Regions from separate parts of the Homo sapiens genome. Here regions 1, 3, 4, 5, 6 and 7 are each linked to region 2. Evidence: chromatin contacts called from ENCODE Hi-C or POLR2A ChIA-PET data. All regions are on one chromosome and are shown on one strand. Each heading gives the region's core, a stretch centred on a gene start or an enhancer-like site at or near the end of the contact. The rest is flanking DNA. Distances are from core to core; before and after follow the strand shown. Region 1 holds the start of ZSCAN26 (zinc finger and SCAN domain containing 26). Region 2 holds the start of ZNF184 (zinc finger protein 184). Region 3 has its middle 2.9 kb from the start of TRA-CGC1-1. Region 4 holds the start of ZSCAN31 (zinc finger and SCAN domain containing 31). Region 5 holds the start of ZSCAN9 (zinc finger and SCAN domain containing 9). Region 6 holds the start of ZNF322 (zinc finger protein 322). Region 7 holds the start of ZSCAN12 (zinc finger and SCAN domain containing 12).

Region 1 (2,700 bases), core at 130-2,629, 790 kb before region 2:
CAAACAGTGATCATTCTAAGGAGGATATGAAATATTATTATGTCCCTGCTATGCCTGTTACATATAATGGCTGATTATTACCCTTAGGATCAAGTTCAAAACATTTAATATGGTTTACATTGTTTTTTGATCTAATAAAGTACTTTATTTCATCAAATTTGCAATACTCCTTCTTGCTCCTTGGCCCTTCCACAGCTTATTCCTTCTGCTTGGACCACCCTCCAACCCTCCAATTTTCTTCTTGTTAATGCCCACTCACACTTCATGTCTCAGCATAATAAAACAATGAGCCAGGACAACTATACTACATGTTTCACATATATTAATTATTTAACCCTCACACAACCCTATAAAGAAGACACTATTCCTAATTTCTTCGTGCAGAGAAGGAAATTGAGACGGGGAGAGTTGAAGAACTTACACGAGGTACCAAAGCTAAACCTCAGATCTTTTCTCCAGTATCTCTTGCACCCACAGGCCCAAAACCTTGGATTTATATTTGCCTTCTTACTGTCACACCCTACATCTGACCCAGTAGCAAATATTATTGTCTCTATTTTCAAAGCAGATCATAATCTGATCACTGGCTCAAGATATCCTTATCTCCCACCTGAATTACTTGGAATTTTAAAAAATTACTCTTAACTTTTAAGTTTTCTTGATTCCATTCTTGCCCACTTACAATCTATTATCATCATGAGTCTCCAAGTAAAGAAGCTTTAAAACATAAGTCAGATCATGTTTTCTTCTGCTCAAAATCCTCCAAAAACACACACCAAAAAAAGACAAAATTCCTTACACGATACAGTTCTCATTTCCTCTACACTCTTCCTCTCCATACCCCAATCTCTCTGACATCATTCCCTACAAAGGTCGCCTTTGTTCACTGCTCCAACCGCTCTGGTCTCCCCGTTATTCCTCAAATATGCCAAGCAAGCTCCTGCTTTAAGACCTTTGCACTTGCTATTCCCTCTACCTAGAAAGTTCCTGACCGCAAAAGCCACTTAGGTCTTTCCACCCACCTCCTTCAGATTTCTGCTCAAATATTACCTTCTCGGTGGCGCCTACCTTTAATATCTACTTAAAATTGCGCTGAATGGATGAAAAATATGCAGCAGAAGGTTGTACTCTGTTTACCAGATCCACAGCTTCATCACTCTCATAGGCCCCAGGGCCGACACCTCCGCTACGGACCCCGCCCCCTCGGTCGAGGGAAGATTCTCTGCACCCGCCGGGAAGCAGCTGCTCCCTAGGCCCCTAGGCCGCAGTTCCGCCCCAGCCCGGGGCCCAGCTCCAGGGTCCGCTCACCTGGTCAAGGGGCCTCAGAGGACCCAAACGCTCTGAAACAGCGTCTTAGCTCATCGCCGAGTGTCAGCTCTAGCTCTTCGGAGCGCTTTCTTCTCCGCTCTAGGAACGCTGGAGGACCTTGGCTCGATGGTGCTGCCGCTTAGGCATCGCAGAAGGAGACTAACATGGGTGCTGCCTGCTGAGGACGGCTGGGAGGGTCATTTCGTTGTGAGCTAAGATTGTTGGGGTTTTTTTTTTGTTTCTGTTTTTGTTTTTGTTTTCTCATTTTAAAGTGGATGTTTATTTTATTCATGTAAAAACAGGCCAGCTCCGTTGAGTGTTATCACAAACAGCCAACATTTTCACTTTGCTCACATAAATAAAACACACATACTTCGCCATTTTTCGCAATTTAGAAATTCATCAAACACAATGGCAAAAATAATTGTCAAAGTATTTCGAAAATTAAACTAAACAATGGACATACGTTTGGATTGAAAGGTTTAAGGTAAGAAGAAATTAGGGCTATTACTGTGAGAGAAAATAAATCAACAACACTTTGCAATCAATGTAAGTTTCAGGGGGAATAAAAGCAACAGATATCACTTTATCAAAATAAATTCTACAACAGAGAACAGAAATAGTCTCTCTTGCCCACAGTATCACAAACTGGGTTTTTATAGTTTTTGAATAAGATAAACTCTTTGAATGCTTATACATTGCTAGTGGGAATGTAAATTAGTTCTGCCACTGTGGAAAGCAATTTGGAAATTTCTTAAGGAACTTAAAACAGAGCTCTCATTTGACCCAGCAATTCCATTATTGGGTATATACCCAGAGGAATATACTGTTCTACCATAAAGACCATGCATGTGTATGTTCATCACAGCACTTTTCACAATAGCAGAAACATGGAATCAACCTAGATGCCCATCAGTGGTGGACTGGAAAAAGAAAATGTGGTACATAACACCATGGAATATCATGCAGCTAAAAGAATGAGATCATGTCCTTTGCAGCAACATGGATGCAGCTGGAGGCCATTTATCCTAAGCCAATTAACACAGGAACAGAAAACCAAATACTGCATGTTCTTACTTATAAGTGGGTGCTAAACATTCAGTAAACATGAACACAAATGGGAACAACAGACACAAGGACTTCTTGAGGGTGGAGGGTGAGAGGAAGGTGAAGATTGAAAAGTTACCTATAAGGTACTATGCTACCACTTTGGTGACAAAATCATTTGTACACCAAACCCCAGCAGTATGCACTTTATTCATGTAACATACCTGCACATGTACCCACTGAACCTAAAACAAAAGTTGGAAGAAAGAAAAAAAAACCTTTAAAAAATCTGAACAAACTTTTGTGTTTAACTGATCAGTTGACAGAAGCTTTGAAATATCATTA
Region 2 (2,700 bases), core at 47-2,546:
CTTATCCAAATGCTGGGGATGCACGCCAGCATAATAAAATGCAAGTGCCATGTCTTAAATATAAAAACCTACCGATTTGTTGGATTCTTTTTTTCTGCCAAGGACACAGTGACAGACTGGCCATGGGCTACACTTGCAGCTATGTGCTCGCTGACACAGGCATATAAAATGCTTTACTAAGTGGCAAAACATGGGAATATTATCTCCGGGTTTCCTTAAGCATTAGAAAAACATGTTGGGGCCGGGCGCAGTGGCTCACGCCTGCAATCCCAGCACTTTGGGAGGCCGAGGCGGGCGGATCACTTGAGGTCAGGAGTTCGAGACCAGCCTGGCCAACATGGTGACCCCCTCGTCTCTACTAAAAATACAAAAATTAGCCGGGGATGGTGGTGCATGCCTGTAATCCCAGCTACTCGGGAGGCTGAGGCAGGAGAATCGCTTGAACCCGGGAGGTGGAGGTTGCAGCGAGCCGAGATCGCGCCATTGCACTCCAGCCTGAGCAACAGAGCTAGATTCCGTCTCAAAAAAAAAAAAAAAAAAAAAAAAGTTGGTCGCCACTCATTTGAGAGTCGTGAAAACAATTTTAATGGGTAACTACCAGTATTTTCAAAACGACAAAAGAGTAGAACAGAAAATAGAAGGTAGAACATGTAATAAAGGTAACGATTGTTTGCGTTTTAAAACTGTGTGTAGACGTGTATTTCTTTTTTTTCTTTTCTTTCTTTCTTTTTTTTTTTTTTGTTGTTTTGTTTTTTTGAGACGGAGTCTCGCTCTGCCGCCCAGGCTGGAGTGCAGTGGCGCGATCTCGGCTGACTGCAACCTCTTCCTCCCGGGTTCAAGCGATTCTTCTGCCTCTGCCTCCTGAGTAGCTACAGGCGCGCGCCACCACGCCCGGCTAATTTTTGTATTTTTAGTAGAGACGGGGTGTCACCATATTGGCCAGGCTGAGTCTCGAACTCCTGACCTAGTGATCCACCCACCTCGGCCTCCCAAAGTGCTCAGATTACAGACGTGAGCCACTGCGCTCGGTCAGTAGACGTGCATTTCTTATAATCAGTTCAGTCAGACAAGTTTACAATGCACACGCATACCTGAAACAGGAGCAAAAGACTGGCGGCGAAAATGTGCGGCCCATCGCAGGGCGAAAGTACACGTTAGCTAAAGCCTCTGGGAAATGAAGTTCAGGAACACCTTCGCGGAGTGTTCTGGGAACGCTGGTCCAGTGTGCCCGCCCGGCGCCGGCGTGCGGGGCGGGGCTCGCTCGTAACGACCGGAAGTGACCGTTGAAGCCGGTTGTAGGCGTGGAAAGAGGTTGGCGCGCTGGAAGTCCAGTTGCTTCGGCTCCCTGCGTTAGGTCTGGTGGCGGTCAATGCGCTTCCGGACCCGGGATCAGAGTGTGTGGATCGCTATAGGGGGAGGGGAGCTCAGGTATCACCATGGCAACAGCCAGCCCTCCGGACTCGTGACGTCACCCTTCTGATTTCGCGCTTAGAGGCCTCTGCAGGAGAAAGCTGGGGAGTCCTCGAAGGGGGCGCACCTCGCCTCCTTCTGTGCGGGGCGGTCCCGCCCTGATCCCTTGGAGGGCTTTGTTCTTTTGTTCTGGCCTAAGGGGAAGTCGGGTGCCGGGCCCCGCCCTGTTTGTCCACCTTCCAGCTTTAACGCTCTGCAACAGGTGTGTCTTCGTGTTATCCGAGCTCGCAGGGGTGTGAGTCACAAGTGTGCACAGAGGGAACACACCAGGTCTGTGGATGCCCCGGCCAGATTCTAGGGTGGGCACCAAGGGTTTTTTGGATCTGAAGCAGAACCCGCGTACCCGATCTCCACTCTGTTTTGTTCATCGGAGTGCCACACACCTCTCTAGTGCTCTCTTGGGGCACTTCTCTTGTGTAGCACCTCTTGGTCACTTTGCAAGACTCTGATGTGTGATTGTGTGACGTATGCTGCTGACGCCATCCTGTGTCTTTTAGGGTAGACAACCTCAGCGTGTTGCAGATTCCCTGCAAGGGGAGTTAGACATCTGAGTCCTAGACCGAGATACCAGCTGAAGGAACGCTGCCTGGCGAACCCTGGTGTTCAAGTTCCAGAGGAACGGGATGAGCTCCTGAGATGGAAGGTAGTGGGGTCGACTTGGGGGAGAGCGGGGTGATGGAGGCTTGAGAACAGTCATGACTGGAGTATCAAATACTTGAGATCAGAGCAGGAGATTTGGAAGGAAGGAACGGTATGCTTAGGGATTAGCAAAGAAACCGAATTACATTGTAGGGAGAGATTCTGTTTTATAGAGAGATACTTGGGAGAGGAGTTTATTTTTTTCTTTCGTTCCATTGGGGAATGAAAAGACATAATCATTCAGAATATCTGTGATCCCCACATGACTTCTGAATATTAAATATTAAAATTATAATCTTGAAGTCAGAAGACATCTTGGCAATTATCCCTTCAATGAAAGAGTCAGTTTTGAAATCTCCTTGGCAGACGGCTGTCTGTCAACCCTATGCCCGAACTAGTGTGGCATTAAACTCGCCATTTTGGGTGCAGACTATTCCCTTGTTGGCTTTCTTTTTTAGTTTCTTATATTAAACAGATGTACTTGTCCCTGTAACTTTTGTGTTGATCTTAGTTCTTAGTCCTCCAAAGAAAAGGAAACTGTCTGTTCTTTCTTTCACACTGCTGCCCTTAAGATATGTGAATTCAGCTGTT
Region 3 (2,700 bases), core at 49-2,548, 920 kb after region 2:
AAGTTGCAATAACAATGGCTACAAGTTGTTAAAGGTTAAACTCTTTCTTGAAAAGCAACAAAAATGCACAGGCTCCCTCTTTTCTCTATTAGCGTGCTCCTTTCTGATCCCCTGCTTTCCTGATCCATGGGGTTGCCCAGGTAAACAGACGTGGTTCTTCACCCAGAACTTGGGCCTAGTGGCAGTAGCTTTCATTTTTTTGGTGGTGACCTACAATTTAGTTTAGTTTACATCGTAATTCAGTCATACATATGTAACAGAAACAAAAGTTGCATGAACTATTCCTTACTCTTAACACACACACTGCATTCTGATTATTTCTGATTCTAGTCTATTCTAACTGAAATTTAACATATCTTTCACTTACTAATACAGGTAACAAACCACAATTGAAAGAGAAGTAACTACGACTCTGTCATCAAGAAAAATCACATATTTTTGGCCGGGGGTGGTGGCTCATGCCTGTAATTCCAGCACTTTGGGAGGCCGAGGCGGGCGGATCACCAGGTCAGGAGATCAAGACCATCCTGGCTAATACGGTGAAACCCCGTCTCTACTAAAAATACAAAAACAAAATTGGTGGCGGGCACCTGTAGTCCCAGCTACTCGGGAGGCTGAGGCAGGAGAATGGCGTGAACCCGGGAGGCGGAGCTTGCAGTGAGCAGAGACCACGCCACTGCACTCCAGCCTAGGCGACAGAGGGAGACTCTGTCTAAAAAAAAAGAAAAGAAAAATCACATATTTTTGTATCACAATACAGTTGTTACAAATACCCAAGACAACTGTTTGAAAATTACAGCAGTCATAAGACGGGTCTTGATGTTTAATATTTAATGCATTAATGAGAAGCACACATTACTCTATGAAATTATTTTAATCGTTTGAAAACTGTTTTGTAGTACAATTGGCTTTCTTTAAAATCCTGTGTATTTTTTAAAAGCTTTTAAAAATACAATTTTGAAAAGGGCTCCATGGGCTTCATGCTGGGGCCAGAGGGCTCCCTGGGAGCTAAAAGATGAAGAAGCCGCGGAAATTCGCCATCTGGGAGGAGACCACCGTCGGGTGCCCGCCATCCCCTTCCGCCGGAACTCCACTAAAGAGGACTAGGTGTTAGCGCTGGCGCGGGAGGCCGGAGCAAGGTCTTTAAAGGTCTAAGGTGAAATTCCGGGTGGGAGCTCAGTCAAGCCTCCCCTACCCAACTGGGAATCAGTGCGCCAACCGGAGCACGCCCCCCAGGCGACACCGAGAGGCGCGGAACTCCCAAGCCTAGAGGGCGTCGGAAGTGCATCCCAGAGCGGAGCAGCCAGAGGGGCGGGGCGTCGCGGCGCTGGGGCCGCGCCCTCGGGTATCCAGAGTACGGCTCTTCCAGGCCATGTTGATGACCCAGGGTGGAAGCCATTGGAGAGTTTTGAGAGAAGAAGGAGGTATTTTTTTTTTTTTTTTTTGAGACGGAGTTCTCACTCTATCTCCCAGGCTGGAGTGCAGTGGCACGATCACGGCTCACCGCAACCGAGGGAGGTACATTTTAGCGGGATTTCTGTGAGAGGCATTCGAACCAGAGCGACTCCATTTTGAGTGAGGGCTAGGAAAACGAGGCCGGGACTTTTGCTGGGCTGCATTCCCAGAAAGTCAGGCATTCCTAGCCTCTAGATGTTTATGGTTAAGGGAACAAATTAATAATGTTTACTAAACAGACCCAGACTTGGGAGTGTCTAGATGTCCCCATATCTGGAGAACAAAGGCATTCCAAATTTTGCTTTAAAGATAATAATATCGATTCTTACAAAATATAATAAGAAAATTAATCCTTTATCACAGACCCTTGTAGCAGAGCACATCTCCCCATACTTACAGGTATGTATCTAGGGTGGACACTTTCCTCCGCGTTTCAGGAACACCCTACTCTGTCTATGGAGTAGCTGTACTTTCACTACTTAACTTTCTTAATAAACCTGCTTTTACTTTGCACTGCGGACTCGCCCTGAATTCTTTCTTGCGGGAGAGCCAAGAACCCTCCCTTGGGGTCTGGATCGGGACCCTTTTTCTGTAACACAACAACTATTGAGAAAAGAAGGTAGTGGTGCAAGAACAGATACAGAAAAATAAGTTTCCCTCCCTCTTCTTTCCAACTCTTCCATGCTCAGTGCCTCAGATGTGAGGGTCAGAAATTTGGTTATTAAAAACTCTAGGCCGGGCGTGGTGGCTCACGCCTGTAATCCCAGCACTTTGGGAGGCCGAGGCGGGTGGATCACGAGGTCAGGAGTTCGAGACCAGCCTGGCAAAAATGGTGAAACCCTGTCTCGACTAAAACAAATACAAAAGATTAGCCAGACATGGTGGCAGGCGCCTGTAATTCCAGCCACTCGGCAGGGTGAGACAAGAGAATCACTTGAACCCGGGAGGCGGAGGTTGCAGTGAGCTGAGATCGCGCTAATGCACTCCAGCCTGGGCGACAAGAGTGAAACTCCGTCTCAAAAAAACAAACAAGCAAACAAAAAAACCTCTAGATCACCCAGGCTGATATATGTCTAAATTTATGTTTGTCTAAATGTAAAGTTAAATGAGAACAATACTACTCAGCTCATAGGGTTTTCGAAATAAAATTTTTCATGTAAATCACTGGGCACACAGTTTGGCAACAACACTTAATAATTCTCTTTTATTATAGTCAGAAACCTGATATAATTTGGTTATTCATCT
Region 4 (2,700 bases), core at 17-2,516, 860 kb before region 2:
ATTTCCTTACAGTCCATCCCCACATGGCTGCCAAGATAACATTTCTAGATGTAAATTTGATCAGACTGCTCAAATTCCTTGGTTAGGGATCCAAAAAAAGTAAGAGCTGGTGCCCCTGCCACATATACCACTCTCCAGTCATGCTGATCAGCCCAGTTCTTTGGATGTACCAAAGGATTTCACCCCAGTTCTGCTTTTGTACATTTGATTCCCTCTCCCAGAAATTTATTTCCTTTGCTCCTTTTCCAGTGTACACTGGCAGATTCCTGCTGAGTCTTGTTTTGCCCCATTAGTTTTCCTCTCTCTTCCACGCCACGAATTCAAACTAATACATACATTTATTTCCTACATACGTACTTAGCATGTTCCAGAGGCTATTCTCATCGATTTACAAGCACTTATTTTATTTTACTTCATTTCACATGCACGTCTGTTTTACGCAGTTACTTGTTTACACGCTCTTCTTCTAGACTTTGGGATTCCAGAAGACAGAGGTTTGAGTGTAAAACACAAAATAACAAAACCACAACAAAAACAACTCTGTATTCTCGTCCCCACCATTACCATCTCTCCTTTGTGATGTCAAAGAGACCAGAGGAAGTGGACAGACTCGGGGAAGAATAGGTAAGTATTAGAGACAGAAAAAGTATGAAGTCCCTTCTGTGAGGACTAACAATAGTGATGCCATTTTACAACCTTGATGACTGTGTTCTCAAGAAACAAAGCAAATGTCAACCCCGTCCATAGCTTCAACAGAGCATAACAGCTCTAACCGCAACAGAGCCTAACGGCCCTAACCACATCTGTCCCCAGTTGGAAAGTGTCCAAACAGTTCCAACTAGCCAGCACTTCCCCAACCCCTCCCCAACAGAAACTTTATTATAAAAGCCTCAGCTTGTAAGCGATCAGGATCTCAGCCAGATTCCTAACTGGAACTCTTCGCAGGCTTTTCCTGTAAATAAACCTGTTTGGCCGTGGAATTGCCTCCTGTTACTCGCTCTCTACGTTTATATCTTCCTAACACCTTCCGGCTCTAATGTTTTGGGTCTCGATGACCATCTAACTCCTAAATGCTGGGGGCCGCTCCCCATAGAAATGCCTCGCCGGATTTCTCCGCCTCGCACCCAGTGGGACTGGGATTTTTGGCCCCGGGGTTTGCAATAAGGGAGTCACCAAGCAGCAGCCACCTCTGGAATTCCTAGAAAGGAAAGAGTTGCCTGGCTTCAGCCAGTGGGCTCAGAACGGCTGACGCATTTCCGGCCTTTGCGGTTGATCGGTCATTGGGGTGCTGCAGCCCCGCCACCTGTTCCGTAGCTTGCCGGTGCCCCGAAGGTGAGTCTTGGCCCCTTGTCGCGACCCGCCAGGTTCCCAGAAGATTTCAGGTCTGTGCCTTGGAGTAGGCGGGGAGGGAACGTCTGCGCAGGCGTGACCCCCGCCCCTACACATTCACTGGCCTGAAGCCCCCGTGGAGTAGGTGGAGGTCCCGCCCCTTATCCTGAAGATTAAACAGCCTTTCTTTGTCTGAGATAACGCCCGGAGTTCTTTGTCCTGCCTCCAAGACGATAAAGGAGCGCAGACACAAAGGTGAGGTTAGAGCGAAAGTTTAATAAGCGAAAGGAAAAAGCTCTCTGCCAGCAGAGAAGGGGTCCCGACCGGGAGTACCCATTATGGGGCCCGTTCTGGGGTTTTTATGGACTGGAAAGGAGAGGGAATGCGCTTAGTCTGCGGGCTGTCCTGGCGAACGCTTGACTCAGCTTGGTCCGGGACCAATCAGGAGCTGAAATGATGATTCATAGCTGCTGCTTAGCTTGGCCCAGGACCTATCAGAAGCCGAAGTGAAAGTTTGGCCCCGGACCAATCAGGGGCTGAGGTGATGATTCACAGAAGCTGGGCTTATAGTCCTAATAAAGGAAAGTAGAGCGCCTGCCGGAACCTACCAGAACCCACCGTGTCCATACCCACAAAAGGAGAAGAAACTTTTCCTGGGAACCTGCTGACTATACAAAGGACAAAGGCATTATGTGTCAGGCCTTGTTCCCTTATCTGAGTGAGCTGGAGGTTCTGTGCAAGTTTTTATCCAAATGGGCCCGAGGTTTTTCTATCTATGCAGCCGTGGGCATATCTCTAGGCACAACACCCTGTGCTAGTTCCCTTATCGGTGCCTGCAACCTGATTTTTTCCCCAGGCTTAGTTTTATGTTATGTGGGGATAAGACACTAAATCATGGGCGGGGGCAGGCTCTCCAGGGACCCTTCCCTTGCTATCCACCTAAGGCAAGCTAGGTAGCCCTTTCACAGGGTGGTGGGAGAGACCCCTAGAGAGGTCGGAGCTTTGCGGCGAAACCGAGGTCCAGAGGTAGAGAAGGGTCTCTCCCTGTCAAAAGCCTTATTTCCTATATACACGTAATTTTTATTTAATAAGTCAACATTATGCAATGTTTGTCGCATATGTTTTCTTTAAATATTGTAAAAACCACCAACCTCATAACTTGTCACCTCTAGTTTCTAATGCATCTCTAAAAATTGGGGACATTTCCCTACATAACCACAAGATTATTAGCACACCCAACTAAGTGTAGGCGCTTCACCTAACACCTAGTTCATGTTTAAATCCTTCCACCCCCTGTTGTCCCACAGATGTCTTTTATACCTGTTTGTACCAACTAGGATCCAATCATAGACCACTCACTGCATGTAGTTG
Region 5 (2,700 bases), core at 72-2,571, 750 kb before region 2:
AAGTTTTTAAATCTTCTTTCAATCTTGATTTCTTTATGTGAAGAAGAAATAGCAATAATGCTTCACAGAGTTCATGGAGGAAAACAGCCCATGAATTAGGGACTGCACCGATCACTCAGAAAGTCTGAATAAAAAGTTTGAACTCACTGTATAAACATCAACTTAGAGAAAGAATAAATGGAAATATTGTTACTGTCGACTAAATGAACGAACCAACATTTACTTTACTATTTACTTCAGTTTTCTTAATCTTCAAAACAACCATTTAAGGTTAGTATTATTTTCACTAAATTTACAGAAAGAAAGGCTTAGGTGGATTCCAAGTCCTGGAGCTTTCCACACCGCCCTGCTGCTACTGAAGAATAACAGTCAACACTGCACAAGTCTACAATATGCTTTCAGATACAAGACTATATTTCATCCTCACAATTACCCACTGAGGTTTTATTATAATAATTATTTCACTAGATAAGAAATGGAAGCCAGGGAAAGTTAAGTAGATTGCCCAAGGTCAACTTCTTTTTGAGGACAATCCTAAGAAGCCAAAGAAGCCCAAGGGAAAAGTTTTCTCCACAGACGCAGGAAGCACCTGAAACCCATGGGGGTGTTCCCAAAATGTGTGTCTCCAAAATGCCAGGAAGCACAGCGCAGCAGCTGAATTCCAGCTTGAAAGGCCCTATGGCAGACATCTGGGGAATCTGAATTGGGAGGTGGAGAGAAGTACAGGGAGACCCAGAATATGCCCTTTAACGGGCTCCTCAGTGATTTGTATGTATTATAAGGTTTGAGAATCAATGAACTAAGGAAAAGGGAATCGGGAACTGCTACATTCTGCGCTTGAAAACCAGTCCATTCAACGCCCCTTAATTTGCTTTCAGAATCTAGAGGTAAGAGGGTATACAGGTTCTCCATCGTGAAGGCTGCCAAAGTCTTAATTGTCCTTAACTTCCTCTCCCGGGTGTTTCTTTCCCTGAGTCCTAAGCCTGTTGTCGTTATTCACCGAGGTGACCCTTCAGCCTCGCAGTCCTCCTACAACCCTTTCTTGTACAATGTCCCCACAGCTGGGGATGACCACTCTGGTCTAGGGGACGCCCGAAGCCGCCCGGCACTGACCGCCGCCCCCTCCTCCGGCTCCCACTTCCCAGCGGCTGAGGTTCACTTTCCACACCCCTTTTCCAGCCCCACCCTCCCTGACCCGCCTCCATTCCCGGTCCCCACAGCCAACTCACGAGACCCGGAACGCGCAAGGAGGGAGAGGGGGTTACCGGCCCGGCGTTGCTAGAAGCGCGGCACGAACAATGGCCGGGCAGGGAACAAAGATGCCGACCTCTCCTCGAAGGCGGACGGAGCAGAGGCACTTCCGGGCCGGTCTAGGATTCCATGTCTCGATGTCCGGCGTTCACCTTGCTTCGGACTCAACCCCCAATTTCCTGGCGTCCAGTTCTTTTTCAGCAGTGAATCACATAATCAGAATGTCATACGTGTGTGGGCCGCACACAGGTTTTAAACGGAAAACGTTGATGAAGCATAGACCGTTAACTATTGAAAATGATGATTTTTAAAAGCATTTTTAAAATTAATACATTATTTATGGTTTAAAAACCCTCAGACAATACCAAAATTAATAAAGTAAAATGTCAAACCCCACCTACCCCTCCTTAGTCCCACTCCCCGAGGCAGCCACTGTCACCGTTAGCCTGGAATTTGTATATCATTGTGATCCTCTCTCACACACACAATGGCATTATTTTATATTTAGCCTTTTCTCCCCCGCTTATTTTAACGTTTTCACTTCATGTATCCTAAAAAGCTTTACTCATCATGTAAGTCTAACTTATTGTATGGGTGCATAACAGTCCATAAAGCAATTTATTTGTCCAGGCCCCTATGTATTCTTTATTTAGGCATCTGCCTGCGTGCTTGCCTTCTTTCCTCCCTCCCTTCCTCTTTTCCTACCTTCCTCCCTCCCTTCCTGCCTTTCTCCCATCCTCCTTTCCTTTTCTTTCTTTCTTGTTTTTGTTTTTTGTTGTTTTTTTTTTTTGCTGTAAAAGTTTTCTGGAGTTTTAGTAATAATAATACAAAATCAAACCAAAACCAATTAAATAAATTTGTCACCCAGGCTGGAGTGCAGTGGCACCATCATAGCTCACTGCAGACTGCAACTCCTGGCTCAAGCAATCCTGCCTCAGCCTCCTGAGTAGCTGGGACTACAGTCACATACCACCATGCCCAGCATTTTTTTTGGGGGAGGGGGGTAGAGACCAGGGTCTCGCTTTGTTGGCCAGGCTGGTCTCTAACTCCTGACCTCAAGTGATCCTCCCACCTCCGCCTGGCAAAGTGCTGGTACAGGCATGAGCCACCATGCCCAGCCTTAAATAAATTTTATTGGTACAAAAGAGCGTAATTGTAGGTACTGTTAGTCATTCATCAGTTTTACTATGCCAACCAGAATGATGGTGTCACGTAGATTAAACTATATTCTGTTTGTTTTAACAGAATCTTATCATTTATTTTATTAAAGCAGTAAGAAAGTATCTTGTGTGTTAATGGAGGCTCCATGATCTGTTTTAACTCCAAAACGGTAGTAGCTCGGAAAATTTCTTTATTATTTTCCTCAACCTAGCCTTCTGAGGGCATTAAATAAACCCAAGCTTTATGCTTTACTTCTTTTTCTTTCAAATATCCAATAAGTATATAATC
Region 6 (2,700 bases), core at 178-2,677, 810 kb after region 2:
GGTGATCCACCCGCCTCAGCCTTCCAAAGTGCTGGCATTACAGGCGTGAGCCACCGTGCCCGGCCTATGGTGTCCTGTTAATTGGAGGTGCTCAATAAATGTTTAACTGAATAAAACAATTAATAAAGAGTACTTTGGGCCAATGTATCCTGAAAGAAAAGGTTGAACAGTTCAATTCTACACATATTCAGACCTTGTTATATGCAGTGCAGAGATCAGAATCCAACTTGCTTAATTTTTATTCCAATAATTTTACACAATACACTCACCACTATTGAGGTAGCCATAAGTATAGTGACTGCAAGCACAGAATCTGGCATCAGACTGTTCACATTACAGCTTCATCAGTAATATGTGATCCTGGGCAAGCTACTTAATCTCTCTGTGCACCAGTTTCCTCCTAAAAGAATACATATCTCACACGATTTTTGTTACAACTGAATGAGACAATAGTGTAAAGTTATTAGAACAGTGTTTGATACATGCTACACACTCAAAATGTTATTATTCAAAATATTAAGACAACCCTGAGTGGAATATTTTGACCTTGAAAGTTTCATTAAAAATAAACATGAAAGTAGAATAAGCTGTAGACCCTCTGCGGAAGAATTCCACTAGTAGGAACATGATTAGTTAATACTGAATACGTGTCTCAGAGACTGCGCTCCCCAATTACTAAACCTCAGCAACTGGCTCACAATCCAAGTCCTTGGCCAGGCTGCCCAGGGTTTAGTTTTCCATATTCCTACTACTCATCTTTTCCCTTTGATAGCTGAGGACATTTAAAAACTGTTTTTTGTTGGTTTGTTTTTTTTAATTTAACAATTGAGCTGGGAGAATACCCAGTGTTCAACCTAAAGAACTGAGTTCTGTTCCAGCCCCACCACTAGGTGATTTACTCTTAGCTGATTCCAAATCAGAAACATAATCAGCAAGGACTGGGGAACCTCCCACAGTACTTTCTCTCGCTGCTGTTTTCTCCACCCACACAAGTCCACCACTTTTAAAAGCATTTCTTCCATCTCGCTGGCCACATCTTCGTGGATGACAGCGCTGCCACTGTGCTTCAGAATCCTCTATCTCTCCCAGATCTTTCCTGGTGTTTCTCTCAGGGTCAGTGGCATCTAATCTTTGTGACTCTACTCCTGGTTTGAGTCCTCGGTTAACAGCCTTGGGGAAACTGTAACATAAACTGCAACGCTGTTGGTGCCGTTTCTTCTTAGACAGGGTGGCAGCGATCGCCTCCCCCCGCAGCCGGCCTTCCACTGCGCCAGCAAGACCCCCTCCCACCAAAACGCCGAGGGCTCCCAGAGCGCAGGCGCCCCGGGCCCCGCCCCTTTCCGAAGACTCGGCTCCTATTGGCCCAGGGGCCGGGGTTGGAACGCCCTAGTGGCCGGAGAGGGGTGATCATGTGACTTGCGGGGGTGGGGCTGCGCCGGCCTCTTCCCAGCCAGCTTGAAAGGGTTTGCGTAGCCGGCCTTGTGGGCCCTTGAAGCGCTCTGTTAAAGCGCTCTGTGGGCGGCCTGGCCCCAACTCCTCTAGTCTAGGCGCACGAAGGGAGTTGCTCCTAGGTCTTGTCCGTGCCGGGTTCGCTTTTCTTTCCTTCCCGAAGCCTGGCCCTTAGATCTACTATCGCAGAGTCTGCGGCCGCCAGGAAGCCCAGATTCGAGTGTCCGGAGAGTAACCGGAAGTGCTGTCCCCAGGCCTAGGGGCGGCGCCGGCGGCTGCCAGGGTAAGCGCGGCCTGCGGGGCCCAGGGGTGGGATGGGTGCGCGGTGGGACCCAAGACCCACGGCCACAGTCGAGTGGGAGCAGCCCCTGTTCCTGGACACTGAGCATGGTCTGGTCTCCGCTGACGGCGGACGGAGGACTGAAAGATGGTCAATGAAAAGTTGAAAGAAGAGAACCTTAGTACGGTAGTTCCTAGAGATAGTAAACACTGCAAGGCACTTTTCAAAGCAATATAATCTTTCATATATATCGAGGAAAAAAAGGACCTTGAATGGATTTTTCGCTTCATCTTCAGTGCAGAAATTAGTTATGTTGCAGTTGAATCTATCTGCAGAAAAATCTGGTTTGTTTAATCTTCCTATAACCATTTCTTTTTGGAAAATGGAATTACAGATAACTTTATATTATATACACTTATCACATGCACTTTGGGGTTTGTAGTGGTAGACGAATGGGTCTTTGATCTTAGGAGTTGAGATAATACAAACAAAAACAATTAGCAGAAGGAGAAAAAACAAACGAAAAACGAGGCTTAGGGCTTTGTTATGAAGTTACAGTTAGTAATAGAAAGATTCTTGACATTTTGTCTAGAGCTGGTCGGAACTGATGGCTACCAGTGGCAGGTACTTCCTGCAGGAGAAACAGTGTAAGCAAAGATGGGAAGAGGTAAGCTATGGTTGAAGGATGCTCACTAGAATGGAGAGGAAATGGGACCAGTTTTCTAGGCCAGCTCTAGAAAAATTATGAATTATAAATTTCACAAGGTCATCGTCTACATTATTGATTTTTCCTCTAGGAGAGGCAAGAATTGAGTGTTGTGAATAGTTCTGAACTAGAGACCTTTTGAAACCAAAAGGAAGATGGTCTTGAGTCTTTCTTGTTACGGTAAGTGGTATACCAGGCTCTGTTTCTGTATAAATGTGGATGGGGGTGTGGGGTGGGGCAGGGTGAAAGACAGGAAAGTATGGGA
Region 7 (2,700 bases), core at 84-2,583, 930 kb before region 2:
TTTCATGTAGCCAGATTTATTATTTTTATGGGTTTTAGATTTTGAGTCATATGGTTAGATAATGTTTCCCTATTCCCACGTGTTAGAATTATTATTCATGTTTTCTTCTAATACATGTATAGGTGGATTTTTTATATTTAGATCTCAGATCCATTTAGAATTTATCTCTATTGTGATGTGTGGTGGGAAATACAAATCCAGTTTTACCTTTGCCAAACGGTTATCATCCCAGCACAACTTCTAAGTTCTTCATTTCCCTGTTGATATGTGGTGTCACCTTCATCATTTACTCAATATCCTTACATACCTGGATCCATTTCTGGTCTATTCTTTCTCTCTGTTAATACACTAAAATTATATGGGTATGTTCCAGTATCTGATAAGGTTGACCCTCACCATTTTTCTTTTTCATGGGTTTCCTGGCTATTCTTATTTCCCCACATGAATTTTATAATCAGTTTATCTAATTCCAGAACAATATTTGTTGATATTTTTGTTGGAATACTACAGTTGCATACGTATTTAGGGAGGACTGACCTCTTTGAGTCTTTCCAAGAACCTCATATCGCTTTCTGTTTGTTTAAATGTATACTTGGCCTTTTAGGAATGTTTTAAAGCTTTCCCCATAGAAGTTTTGTTCATTTCTTGTTAAGTTTATTCCTAGTTTCACTTTTTTGCTGCTCTTGTAAATATGGTCTTCTCTTCCATTATATCTCGTAACTCGTTATCATTGATTATTCACATATATGAAGGTCGTTGATTTTAGTGTGTTAACTTTATATCTTGCTATTTTACTAAATTATCCTTTTTTTATAGTTTTTCCATTGAACCGGGTTTTCTGACATATAATCATACATCAGCACATAAAAGAGAACATCAAAAGAATCGTGGATGGCGAAAGAGCCGGCAGAAACCAGCCGGCTGGCCCTTGAGAAGTCTGTGTGGAAGAAGTCCCTTCGCCACCGCTAAGCGCGGATTTGGGAAGGTCCCCCGGAGAACATCCCTTTGAGGCATCTCTAACCTCAGAGACACAGAATCCCAAAGTGAATGGAGACGCAAGGGATTTCCCTGTCTTAAGATCAGTTCTACAAGCCTCGACCACCCATCGGGTCGGGGGAAGTGTGGACAATGGCTGGGTAAAGAAGAGGAGAAGATAAACCCGTTCCATTTACCAGCGGGCCTGAAAGCCATCAACCTTCCTCTCACGTAGACGCGCGGAAACACTACCGAGTTGAAAGCCCCTTTCGCTCCCTTCCTAGAGCGGCCGCGGAAGTGCGCCCCGCGCGGGCTGGTTCTTAGACCCCCCGTGGCCGCTTCCGGCCTTTGTGGGTCACTTTTGATGGGTTCCGGGTCCCAAAAGGGTTCGAGGCCTCTTGCCTTCGCTCCGTAGGAGGGAGTTCTCTTCTGGCCCTGGGGGCCGCAGGTGAGCGATGTTGTGCTCTGTACGCTGCGAGCAGGTGGGCGGGAGATTGCTGTATTCCAGCTGCTGGGCCCCTCAGGCCCTGGCCGGTGCAGAGTGGACCCCGGTCCTCCCAAACCCAGGCGGATCCGCGGGAAGCTCTCCCTCCCCAAAGTGCGTTGGGACATTAGGATGAGGGTTTGGCTCCCAGTCTCTGCAGCAATTCCAGGCTGTAAGGCCCATACCTTCCGCGTTTGCTTCGGGCTGTGTATCCTTGGGTTCAGCGCTTACCGACATTTCTGGACAGTGGTGGGTCACAGACGCTCGCCGGCGTCCTAGGGACCCTTTCCTGGGCCTTCCTCACTTCAGATTATAATCACAGACCACGAGGTTAGAGGGAAGCCTTAAAGAGTAACCTCTTCAGCCTTCTCACTTTATAAATGAAGAATGAGGAGCAGAAAGATTAAGTCCCTGAAGAAATAAATTTACATGACTGTAGCTTTTGTGATTTCATGGTTTCCACCAGACATCTGGACATTCAAAAGATAAAAGTAACTAATCAAGGATGTCCTAACCTTTTGTTATTATTATTTACTTGATCTAAATGTTAGTTTTATTCCATTTGTCTTTCATTTAGGACCAAATGAGAATAAGTTTACCAACAAGTCTTACTCTTAAGTCCTGAAACAACTTGGCACCTTTCCTCAGTCTTTCTCTTTAAATTAGTCTAATCTTTTTTTTTTTTTTTGAGACGGAGTCTCGCTCTGTCGCCCAGGCTGGAGTGCAGTGGCGCGATCTCGGCTCACTGCAAGCTCCGCCTCCCGGGTTCACGCCATTCCCCTGCCTCAGCCTCCTGAGTAGCTGGGACTACAGGCGCCCGCCGTCACGCCCGGCTAATTTTTTTTTTTTTTTTTTTTTTGTATTTTTAGTAGAGACGGGGTTTCACCATGTTAGCCAGGATGGTCTCGATCTCCTGACCTCGTGATCCGCCCGACTCGGCCTCCCAAAGTGCTGGGATTACAGGCGTGAGCCACTGTGCCCGGCCTAAATCGGTCTAATCTTAAGTCTTTTCTATCAGAGTATTTTTCTGAGTAAGTATTGTACATTAATCCGGAGGTCAGATTTCAAAGGTCATAGTTAAGTTCTCAGAATTTGCAGTTTTACTTTATGGTGGAGTTTGTATTAATAATGATGGCTTATTCTTCAGGACTGTCCAGGAATACAGTTTCCAGGTGAGATCTTACTTGAAACACCGGTAGTTCTAGCACAGCTAAAATGGCATCTACTTGGGCTATCCAGGC

Evidence for each region. Hi-C counts contacts between places; a loop is a spot of excess contacts on that map. ChIA-PET counts read pairs that join two places held with the same protein, here RNA polymerase II (POLR2A). Pooled maps may share reads with other maps.
Region 1: a map of gastrocnemius medialis shows a loop between it and region 2 (7-fold over the local background). The contact joins the promoter of ZSCAN26 here to the promoter of ZNF184 in region 2. A Hi-C loop is called at or near these places in 2 of 168 maps with a recorded cell type or tissue (gastrocnemius medialis and naive thymus-derived CD4-positive, alpha-beta T cell) and 11 of 50 pooled maps. POLR2A ChIA-PET finds 5 or more read pairs at or near these places in 2 of 52 experiments (CD4-positive, alpha-beta T cell and activated T-cell).
Region 3: a map of OCI-LY7 shows a loop between it and region 2 (4-fold over the local background). The contact joins the enhancer-like site here to the promoter of ZNF184 in region 2. A Hi-C loop is called at or near these places in 13 of 168 maps with a recorded cell type or tissue (B cell, CD8-positive, alpha-beta T cell, HepG2 and 10 more), 9 of 37 single-sample maps with no recorded cell type and 24 of 50 pooled maps. POLR2A ChIA-PET finds 5 or more read pairs at or near these places in 3 of 52 experiments (GM10248, GM12878 and naive thymus-derived CD4-positive, alpha-beta T cell).
Region 4: a loop to region 2 is called in a map of CD8-positive, alpha-beta T cell, with 4 times the contacts of the local background. The contact joins the promoter of ZSCAN31 here to the promoter of ZNF184 in region 2. A Hi-C loop is called at or near these places in 3 of 168 maps with a recorded cell type or tissue (CD4-positive, alpha-beta memory T cell, CD8-positive, alpha-beta T cell and naive thymus-derived CD4-positive, alpha-beta T cell) and 15 of 50 pooled maps. POLR2A ChIA-PET finds 5 or more read pairs at or near these places in 2 of 52 experiments (CD4-positive, alpha-beta memory T cell and OCI-LY7).
Region 5: a map of endothelial cell of umbilical vein shows a loop between it and region 2 (3-fold over the local background). The contact joins the promoter of ZSCAN9 here to the promoter of ZNF184 in region 2. A Hi-C loop is called at or near these places in 3 of 168 maps with a recorded cell type or tissue (Right ventricle myocardium inferior, endothelial cell of umbilical vein and gastrocnemius medialis), 4 of 37 single-sample maps with no recorded cell type and 16 of 50 pooled maps.
Region 6: a loop to region 2 is called in a pooled map, with 8 times the contacts of the local background. The contact joins the promoter of ZNF322 here to the promoter of ZNF184 in region 2. A Hi-C loop is called at or near these places in 8 of 50 pooled maps.
Region 7: a loop to region 2 is called in a map of B cell, with 3 times the contacts of the local background. The contact joins the promoter of ZSCAN12 here to the promoter of ZNF184 in region 2. A Hi-C loop is called at or near these places in 1 of 168 maps with a recorded cell type or tissue (B cell), 1 of 37 single-sample maps with no recorded cell type and 7 of 50 pooled maps. POLR2A ChIA-PET finds 5 or more read pairs at or near these places in 2 of 52 experiments (AG04449 and PC-3).

Annotation. Positions count from the first base shown.
Region 1 is chr6:28,265,822-28,268,521 of GRCh38, reverse strand. ZSCAN26 (zinc finger and SCAN domain containing 26) reads right to left here and starts at 1,379. Exons shown (of 4, transcript NM_001023560.4): 1 at 1,309-1,379. RefSeq lists enhancers at 773-1,337, 1,482-1,541.
Region 2 is chr6:27,471,701-27,474,400 of GRCh38, reverse strand. It overlaps ZNF184 (zinc finger protein 184), which reads left to right and starts at 1,296. Exons shown (of 6, transcript NM_001318891.2): 1 at 1,296-1,672; 2 at 1,968-2,113. The coding sequence starts at 2,107. LOC105375001 (a long non-coding RNA gene) reads right to left here and starts at 1,277. Exons shown (of 2, transcript XR_926664.4): 1 at 1,092-1,277. RefSeq lists enhancers at 1,285-1,444, 1,505-1,604, 1,625-1,714, 2,045-2,174.
Region 3 is chr6:26,549,214-26,551,913 of GRCh38, reverse strand. No RefSeq gene overlaps it. Among named protein-coding and RNA genes, the nearest start is that of TRA-CGC1-1, 2.9 kb to the left of the region's middle. RefSeq lists enhancers at 996-1,045, 1,030-1,564, 1,824-2,700. Within about 2 kb of position 1,298, at least 11 of the 41 ENCODE cell types and tissues checked have a DNase peak (open chromatin) inside an H3K27ac peak, as active enhancers do; they include B cell, OCI-LY7, ascending aorta and 1 more, where a contact is called at or near this core.
Region 4 is chr6:28,334,714-28,337,413 of GRCh38, reverse strand. It overlaps ZSCAN31 (zinc finger and SCAN domain containing 31), which reads left to right and starts at 1,266. Exons shown (of 4, transcript NM_030899.5): 1 at 1,266-1,332. RefSeq lists an enhancer at 1,601-1,720.
Region 5 is chr6:28,223,896-28,226,595 of GRCh38, reverse strand. It overlaps ZSCAN9 (zinc finger and SCAN domain containing 9), which reads right to left and starts at 1,321. Exons shown (of 4, transcript NM_006299.5): 1 at 1,230-1,321. RefSeq lists an enhancer at 1,417-1,516.
Region 6 is chr6:26,658,473-26,661,172 of GRCh38, reverse strand. It overlaps ZNF322 (zinc finger protein 322), which reads left to right and starts at 1,427. Exons shown (of 4, transcript NM_024639.5): 1 at 1,427-1,732; 2 at 2,527-2,615. RefSeq lists enhancers at 1,017-1,216, 1,237-1,296, 996-1,496, 1,527-1,716, 1,727-1,776 and 1 more.
Region 7 is chr6:28,398,380-28,401,079 of GRCh38, reverse strand. ZSCAN12 (zinc finger and SCAN domain containing 12) reads left to right here and starts at 1,333. Exons shown (of 4, transcript NM_001163391.2): 1 at 1,333-1,423; 2 at 2,607-2,700. The coding sequence starts at 2,675. It overlaps LOC105374998 (a long non-coding RNA gene), which reads right to left and starts at 1,261. Exons shown (of 2, transcript XR_926659.2): 1 at 1,173-1,261. RefSeq lists an enhancer at 950-1,199 and a silencer at 2,211-2,280.